2 separate regions of the Homo sapiens genome follow, and region 1 is linked to region 2. Evidence: read pairs that join two places in POLR2A ChIA-PET (ENCODE). Cell type or tissue: IMR-90. All regions are shown on one strand. Each heading gives the region's core, and the rest is flanking DNA. Links, peaks and the distances in the headings are about the cores only. Region 1 overlaps MBNL1 (muscleblind like splicing regulator 1). Region 2 overlaps LINC02917 (long intergenic non-protein coding RNA 2917).

What was found. Peaks named below come from ENCODE experiments on the same cell type or tissue, not always from the same donor. Only the 100,000 strongest peaks of a DNase experiment are listed, where the experiment ranks them.
Region 1: POLR2A ChIA-PET joins it to region 2 with 5 read pairs; 2 of 35 experiments call an interaction of 5 or more read pairs at or near these places.

Annotation. Positions count from the first base shown.
Region 1 is chr3:152,316,012-152,320,417 of GRCh38, forward strand. The region is part of intron 2 of MBNL1 (muscleblind like splicing regulator 1); the gene reads left to right. Among named protein-coding and RNA genes, the nearest start is that of MBNL1-AS1, 49 kb to the left of the region's middle. In IMR-90, for the core only: no CTCF peak of the experiment used is centred there; a DNase peak (open chromatin) is centred at 2,160; H3K27ac peaks cover 150 bases.
Region 2 is chr3:152,143,118-152,147,523 of GRCh38, forward strand. The region is part of intron 2 of LINC02917 (long intergenic non-protein coding RNA 2917); the gene reads right to left. Among named protein-coding and RNA genes, the nearest start is that of LINC02917, 60 kb to the right of the region's middle. In IMR-90, for the core only: no CTCF peak of the experiment used is centred there; no DNase peak of the experiment used is centred there.

The DNA.
Region 1 (4,406 bases), core at 313-4,312, 170 kb after region 2:
TTATCAGTTATTTCTCGTCACATTGTGGCCCCAAGGGTTTGCTTGACTTTTCAAAATGTATTTGCTTCAGGATAAATTGAAGAAGTACCACTCTCTCCCTGTATTAATACCTTTCAGGGCTTTTGATCTGTAACCTCTTGTCACCTCTGGTTTATCTGGCTTAGCATATGAATTTTGAAGAATGAGGGAGCATAAACAATTATGACTGCCTTTTAAAAAATGCACGTTAAACCTGCGGCCTCAAACTTGTCAGTTCTGAACTTTAACAGTAGAAAAGTGAAAACTCAGCGTTGAAAGTAGAGAGTGTAAGAGATTTTGCCAGTTGGACCACTTTGCTGCAAATACCTATTAGACCCAAACCTTTCTTTTGCCTAGTGATCAGCTATACTAATAGCAAGATCCACTTAATTCCATGTGAGTCAACAGCTTGCATGGCATGCCCACTGTGTGCAAATAGCTTCTCAGGTACTTTTCCAAGCGTCCTGCCTGCACAAAGCAGAAGAGACTTGGAATATATTTATTTATTCTCTCACCCCACTGCTTGCTCTATCACCTAGACCTTCATGCTCCATCACCTAGTCCTGCTTGCTCCATCACCTAGTTGGAATTTCTAAATCAACAGACATGGGCAGATATATATTTTAAAAGCTGTGTGCCTCTGATTAACAACCATTCCTTTAATACTGCTGAGAGGTTCTGGGAACATAGTATTTTTGCCATGACTTCTCAATCTATAGAGAAGATGTATTTATCTCCTAAGGATAAAACCATCTGGAAATTTTCACATGCTCCAGACTTTCAGATAGAGCTGGCTTTGCCTTCTCTTTTTCTTCCTCCTCTTCCTTCTTTTTCTTCTTTTATTTATTTATTTATTTTGCTTTGCTTATTAAAACTATGGATGAATTTTTAAAAAGATTAAGAAGATAAAATAACCTTCTCACCTGCTTAGTAATTTCTTATTCATAGTTAGAAGGTACAGTAACTGTTTCATAACTGTCCCCATTAAATTTCTGATTCAAAAAATATATATTTTTCTTTATAAATACCGTTTCCTATGATTTTTGGTCCCTAAAAAGCAAACAAAAAAAAGCTACTTGATGGTACCTTGGTTGTAGTTAGCAGGTCTCCATTTTCTACAGATCTTCCATTCTGCTTTATTAACTTCCTTTATTAATGACAAATCAGCCAGTTGATAAAATAATGTGTTAACTTTTAAAAGATTCTTATAAATTTATGTGGAGTTCTGTGACTACCTGATATGACTTTGTGACTATTTTAGTTGTATAAAGAATTTCAAATTATTTATTCCTTTAAAAAAATTTTTTTTTCAGAGACAGTCTCACTGTCACTCAGGCTGGAGTGCAGTGGCGCAATCTTAGCTCACTGCAACTTCCACTTCCTGGGTTTAAGTGATTCTCCCGCCTCAATCTCCTGAGTATCTGGGATTACAGGCATGCACCACCATGCCGGGCTAATTTTTGTATTTTTTGTATAGATGAGGTTTCAGCATGTTACCCAGGCTGGCCTTGAAATCCTGAGCTCAAGCGATCCACCCACCTTGGCCTCTGAAAGTGTTGGGATTACAGGCGTGAGCCACCGTGCCTGGCCTATTTTTTGTTTTATTTTTTTAATCTTGAAATAACTCCACAGTTATCTCCAAGTAAGTCTAATATCTTCTCTTTGAATTTCTAACTGATTCTTATTTATAAACCCATAGAATCTGTAAACCCACAAACAAATGATTCTTCATCGATCAAGTTCTGTTTTCAAATAGATGTTCAACGAGATGTTCAAAAAGACGATAAAGGATACATTGTAACCTAAGGACTTTATTTCGTTCATTTGGTCATTTACCTTTTAATTGTAGTGGACTTAAATGTATACAGATTTTCATGTACAACAAGTAGTATCCTTTAGCTGCAACAAATGAATAGATTAGCCTATGTGAATATAGTTTTGCAAAATATTAATGTATGAAAGTAGTCCTAAGACTGCAAGTACTGTTGCTTTAGAACTTCATGCATAAATTGGGTGTGTTGTTACAGGATACAGAGAAAATTGATGGTCAACCTTAGCCTGTAGTATATTTTGACAGTGTGAATGAGTCAAGCAAGCAATTTTCCAGACTGTTTAATGGTACAAAGGAAAGGGCTGCTAAGGAAGTCATTCTTATGACTAGCTGAAAAATATTTTTCTTAGTGACTGTTCTAGAGAAAAACAGGTCACCGTTGGAAGAAAAAAGCAGTCTCACGTTACAAGCATTTTGAAAGTGGTTTGATCATTAAAATGTATTTATCTTACGACAAAACTTAAAACGGATACTGCTTACTATATTTGCAATGTCTTGAAACTCAACAAGAAATTATGTAGCATCATTACAAGTTTTAATTCATGGTAGAATTTTGGAGATTATATTTATTGAGCTATGTTTTTTATTTCATTAGTACAAATAAAACTGCATTTTATTTGTTCTAATGATAAAATGTTTTAAGTTTATAAAATTACTGCAAATGTATTCCACTGTGTGGTTCTAAACTGCATTTGAATTAAAATAGGACTTGATTGATGGAGAATCATTTGTTTGTGGGTTTACAGATTCTCTTCTAGGTAGTTTGAAAAGATTCATTGTCCAGCAGCAACTGTTCACCCAGAGACATAGTGCTTAGCATGAGCTTGATGGATTCAAACCACTGGGTTTATCATTACTACATAGATCTTTGAAAAGACAGGCTGCAAATCTTGTTTCTAAGCTGTGACTAGCTATTATTATGTCAATTTGAAGAACAGAAGTAAAATCAATCCAGATTCAAAAAAAGACACTCTACAGGCATTCACAGACTGCAACCAGTTCAAATTGTAATATCCTGCCTATTTAAAGTCCCCTGATTATTATGATTATTCAATATCATGTTAATATTTAAAACTTGGAATACAACCTACTAACCTTATTTTTATTTGTACTACTGGAAGTTCCTCTAGCATTTTTGAAGTAGCTTGGAAAAAAATTGAGATTCAGTTGTGGTTCTACTTACATTTTTACTAGAGTAAGTTGGAGAGACAAATCAGTGAGTAGTCAAGTCTTCATATAATCAAAGCTTTTAAAATATGATAACAAAAACTTCAGGTGTTAGATTTAGCTTCACGGAAAACCTTTTTTTGGGGGGCCTAAGTTTAAAATGTGTTTTTTCTTTGCATTTTAAAAGATTGCTTGTGCAGTGTTCAATGGTTTTGTTTAGCATTTAGAGATGATTTTTTCCTTTGTCACTTTCCACATTGAACTCTGCTGATTTAGTGTGTTAGAATTGCCATCAGAAGAGTCCTTAGAAATGATGTCATGCAGTTCATTAGTTTTACAGATAGGGAACCAAGGAGTGGTGAGGTTAGGGTTTAATCATATCCATAAAGATCTTGAGGTCATTAGGACCCTTTAAATGTGACTAGTTAAATCACAGCAAAAACTAGAATATATTGTCTTCATTTCAGGAAAATGGCATCATTGACACACCTGACAGATGAAAACTGCTATTAAGGTCGAGTCCAAGTGACAAAACTTTCTTGACTGTTCTGAGGCCTTGGTTACGGTGGCATTAAAGTTCTATACTGTTTTTTTTTTTTTTTTTTTTTTTTTGGCTGGACAACAGACTCTCCAAAAAAATGCATGTGTATACATTATGCTTATTATAAAATTTACTAATAAAATGACATGGAAGACAATTAAAATTATAATAAAATATACAATGCTCAACATTTAAATTCTATATGGCCAATTGATTCTTACAGAATGCCTTTTTGATTTTTGTCCAACTCTTGCATCTGTAGTCAACCTGTGGTCGCAATTGACAGAAGAGTTTAATTCTTTCTTTGTGCTCTTACTCCTGGGTCCCTCATTGTACAGTGATCATCAAATGCAACATCCTTCATGAAAATGAATAGCTTCACTTTTTGGCATTTCCTTCCTTTTTATGTGTCATAGAATACACTACATTATTCTTGATTTTACAGTTAATTTGTAAATTGTTTCTAACCCCCACTAGTTTATAAACTCCTTAAGAATGAGAAGCTTGCATTAATCACTTCTATATATATAGTGTTTTGAATATCCTTGGCATTCATTAAATGTTTAGTGAATTGAATGCGATGTTTCTTCCAGACTATGACCAATAATTGTGAGAAGATTTTATGTGTTTTTAAATTCAACTTTAGAGAATTTCTTTTTGTGTAATAGGACATTTGTTGGACAGCAACATGTAATTACTCATAAAATGTTTCTCTGCGGAGTCCAGCATCCTTCATTTGTGATAGGACTCATCCAGTTAAATTGCTCAGGCACTATAATGGACTATTTATGTTCTGTTGATGTAAATTTCTAGAACAGGCCTTTCCCTGGACTCATGCCATGTTTTGTA
Region 2 (4,406 bases), core at 101-4,100:
TTCTATAGAATTATCTAGCATAGAAATTAGCTGATGATTGACTGAATTCATCAATTCAGATCAGTCATTTTCCATCAATATTACATCCTGAGGAGGGTTAAATTCAATTTCTCAATTTGACCATCCATATCAGTTCTATAATCTTACCAAAAATACCATTGTTATGTTCATAGTAGGGCAGTAGATATAACTTGCGAAATAAGAGTCAAAAGATACTGGCTCATTACTAGAGTTTCACTCAGTCATTAACAATTAGTCCAGTCCACCATCATATTGTAGGACCAAAGTGACCCACAGTGATGCCACTCAGGTTTGCAGCCTTCCATTCAACCTTGCCAGGTCCCAAAAGCAATTTTACCATCATCTGGTATAATTGAGCTAATAGAGAGTATCAGTTCTTTTACTGAACCTCCCTCAAGGCAGTAATGTAATATTTGACTTATCTCATTGCATAATATATCCACTCATTCCCTTACTCAGCTACTGTTACTCCCTAGCTCTATTAACTGTTTAGTTTTGTCCAAACTTTTTCACTTTTGGAAGAGACATGAGATTTGGCCACTGTGCAGGTCCATATTGCTAACAGCAATAGTAGTCTAGCAAGTGTTTCCCCCATTCCAGCCCCCTACCATCCTCTCTTATTTATTTAGGGTGGGATTACAAAGTCACGTAACTAGCAGGTTATCTCAAACACTAGGCAATACAGCTACATTTTTTACTGACCCTAATTTTGCTCAATAGGGTAAAGGTACGGCCCACCCCATTAGGGCCTTAGGAATTGTGACATAAAGGCGTAAAGGTATAGTTAGTCTTTTGTTTAGAGATCTTTCCCACTTCTGGCACTCATAGTCCCAGGTCTGTATCAGGTAGGAAAAAGGAAAGTTGGAGTAATGGTGGGGAGGTTGGGGTGGGGTCGGAAATAGCGTAGTCACACCAGCATCCTCTCTCATATATTTCTCCCCAAATTCCCCAGAAAAGTAGAATTTATCTAGTGGAAACCCTCTCTTGGACCTCTTCATGTTAAGTGTGAAAACACATTCATGAAGATGTGTAAACCAACCTTTCTTGCTTTTACCTACTCCATTTTAGCAACAAATTGTCCAACTGCCTATTCTAATTCCCTATTAAACTGCTACTCAGAAGATTATATCTCTCGGCCTATTGTTGGACATTATGAGCTGTAAAATGTGTTCCTTGGTCTGAAGAAATGTAACTTAGCAGTCCAAATTGGTGCAGTATCTTCTGTTCCAGTCCTTTTATAGTATTTTGAGCATTTGCACCTACCACTGAGCATGCAAAGCCTAGCCAGAGTGTCTATTCCTGTCAGGGCTCATTTGTAGTCTCCAGGGGCTACCAGCATCAGTCCTACTTGCCAGCTATGTGCAGGAGCTTCCCCCTGGGGACTCTGACCCAAAGCTGTTAACAGTCTCTGTCTTTCTTGTTGGCAGACTGGACAGTTCTTATTGTCAATTTCTTCCTCAGAGTATATAAAAGGAATATGTCTAAGATTTGGCAGATCTCTGCATTGCTGCAGCTCCACTGTCCACACATTTCATGGATCCAGGTGGCCTCCTCGAGCAAGTATACCAGGATATCTATTTGCCACTTCCAATCACCTTCTGATCCTGGTGGGGTCTTCAGATTGGCATCAGCATATCCCACTATAACACAACCCTCAAATTCCCATGGTGATTTCCTTAGGGCTATGCTCCATATGTGTATCCCTTTAATAGGCTAGTTTTCTATTGCCTCTATGCCTAACCCTATGGCCAGGATATTGGCCATCACATATGACTCAGTAAAAACTCAAATATAGAGACAAATAGCATGCAATTCTGCCTGACGGCCTAAGTTATTTTTACCTCTTTCAACTAGAATATCAGCCTTCCAAATAAAGTGTTATCCACTCACATTGGAACTGCCAACTATAAACCAAGGGGCTCTTTGTTGATCAATCAAGAGCTGTTAATAGGCACCATCTAAGTGGCAATAGGATTTGGCAGGTCTTCAGGTGGTTTCAAAGTCAGCTCTAGGAGGAAAAATATTCATGGCACCTCCTCGAATTCCCCCACTAGTAGCATGTTCCCGTATAAACCATTTTCATTTTATTACAGAATTTTTCTGGGCATTGTCTTCTCCATCAGAATGTTTCTTTGACATCACTAAAGACATATGGGTATTTCAGGTTACAAGATTATTTTTTGCTTTGCAGACATAGGAGGTTTTCATTCAATTTCCCAATTTGACCATCAGTATAGGGCTGTATTAAATGGCACACAATAGCAACATAGCTGTCTCTCAGTGGATATTTTTCAGGTCCAAAATCTCAGTGGTCATTACTAGGAAGCACTTACAGTCTTTTGCCATAAGCCCCAATATGTGTTTCACACAGGCTTATTGTACTGAGAATGTATCCATACCAGCACTCCAGTTTCCGGTCTATATTTCAAATTAACCATTTTTCTGGGTTCCCGCAAACTTATTGTTCCTATTTGGTATGTCCAATCAATATAGGAAAATGGGCAGATTGATATACCTTCTGTTTTACAGAAAGTAAGAGAAATATTCCCCAGTCATACAGAATATCCATCTTTAATAATACATTCAGATAAAGGAGATGCAATCGCTCCACTTAAAGTCCATTCAAACATTTCAATTCTTATATAACTTTCCATCTTTAGTTTATTTATTTATTTATTTTGAGACAGAGTCTTGCTCCGTCACCCAGGCTGGAGTGCAGCAGCTCGATCTCTGCCCACTGCAACCTCTGCCTCCCAAGTTCAAGAGATTCTCTTGTGTCAGCCTCCCGAGTAGCTGGGATTACAGGCGTGCACCACCATGCCTGGCTAATTTTTATATATTTAGTACAGCCGGGGTTTTGCCATATTGGCCAGGCTGGTCTCGTACTCTTGACCTCAAGTGATCTGCCCACCTTCGCCTCCCAAAGTGTTGGGATTATAGGCGTGAGCCACTGTGCCTGGCCTCCAAAATTCTTGAGTTGTTGTTGGGTTATAGAAATTCATATCTTCTGCATAATAATCCTGGGTTAGATGTGATTTACAAATTTTTTTTCCTATTCTGTAGGTGGGTTGTCTTTTCACTCTCTTAATAGTGTCCTTTTTTTTTCTTCTTCTTCTTTTTCGTTTTAATAGATAGAGACTTGCTTTATCACCCAGACTGGAATACAGTGGCACAATCTTGGCTCACTGCAAGCTTTGTCTCCCAGGTTCAAGCAATTCTCCTGCTTCAGCTTCCTGAGTAGCTGGCTTTATAGGTGCTCTACAACACCAGGCTAATATTTTGCATTTTTAGTAGAGAGGGAGTTTCGTCATGTTGGCCAGGCTGGTCTTGAACTCCTGATCTCAAGTGATCTACCCACATCGGCCTCCCAAAGTTCTGGGATTACAGGCATGAGCCACTGCACCTGGCCCCATCTTTAGTTTATTAATCATTGCATTGCTATATCTTCCCAATCTAACTGTAGGCCGGGTAAGCACTTCAACAATAGGCTTTTGGCCTGTAGTACATGGAGCTTCTATGTCAAGGAATCCTAGACATGTTTCTTTTCTACCCCCTGGCCATTTTACTCACTCAAGTGCATATGGCCTTTGTTCCCCAGCTGGGGATTGGGCTAAGGAATCCAGGCCTTCTCAATAGTCTTTATCTTGCTTAGATTGTAGAACCATCATTACAGGCAATTGAAGGTTAGCTTTCTCATTGTCATTATTTTCTTGTGGCTTTTCATACTACTCTAAACTAGGGTGAACAAAGCAAATTTATTTATGGTCCTTCAATGTTGGGGACCCATAGGGGTTCCCACTGGTCCACTCTACTTCCAAGAGTGTTGCATTAAGACTTTTATCTTCATCCTATCAATGTCTGATTTATTCATCTAATTTCTTAATAACTATTTAAATATTTCTTTTCTTTTCTTTTCTTTTTTTGAGACAGAGTCTAGCTCTATCACCCAGGCTGGAGTACAATGGCACAATCTCCACTCACTGCAACCTCTGCCTCTAGGGTTGAAGCGATTCTCCTGCCTCAGCTTCCTGATTAATGGGGACTACAGGCACGTGCCACCACACCCAGCTAATTTTTGTATTTTTAGTAGAGATGGGGTTTCATCATATTGGTCAGGCTGGTCTCAAACTCCTGACCTCAAGTGATCCACCCATCTTGGCCTCCCAAAGGGCTGGGATTACAGGCCTGAGCCACAGTGCCCGGCCTATTTAAAGATTCAACCATCATTCTCAGCAAACTAACACAGGAACAGAAAACCAAACACCACATGTTCTCACTCATAAGTGGGAGTTGAACAATGAGCACACATGGACACAGGGAGGGGAACATCACACACTGGGGCCTGTCAGGAGGTTGGGGGCTAGGGGAGGGATAGCATTAGGAGA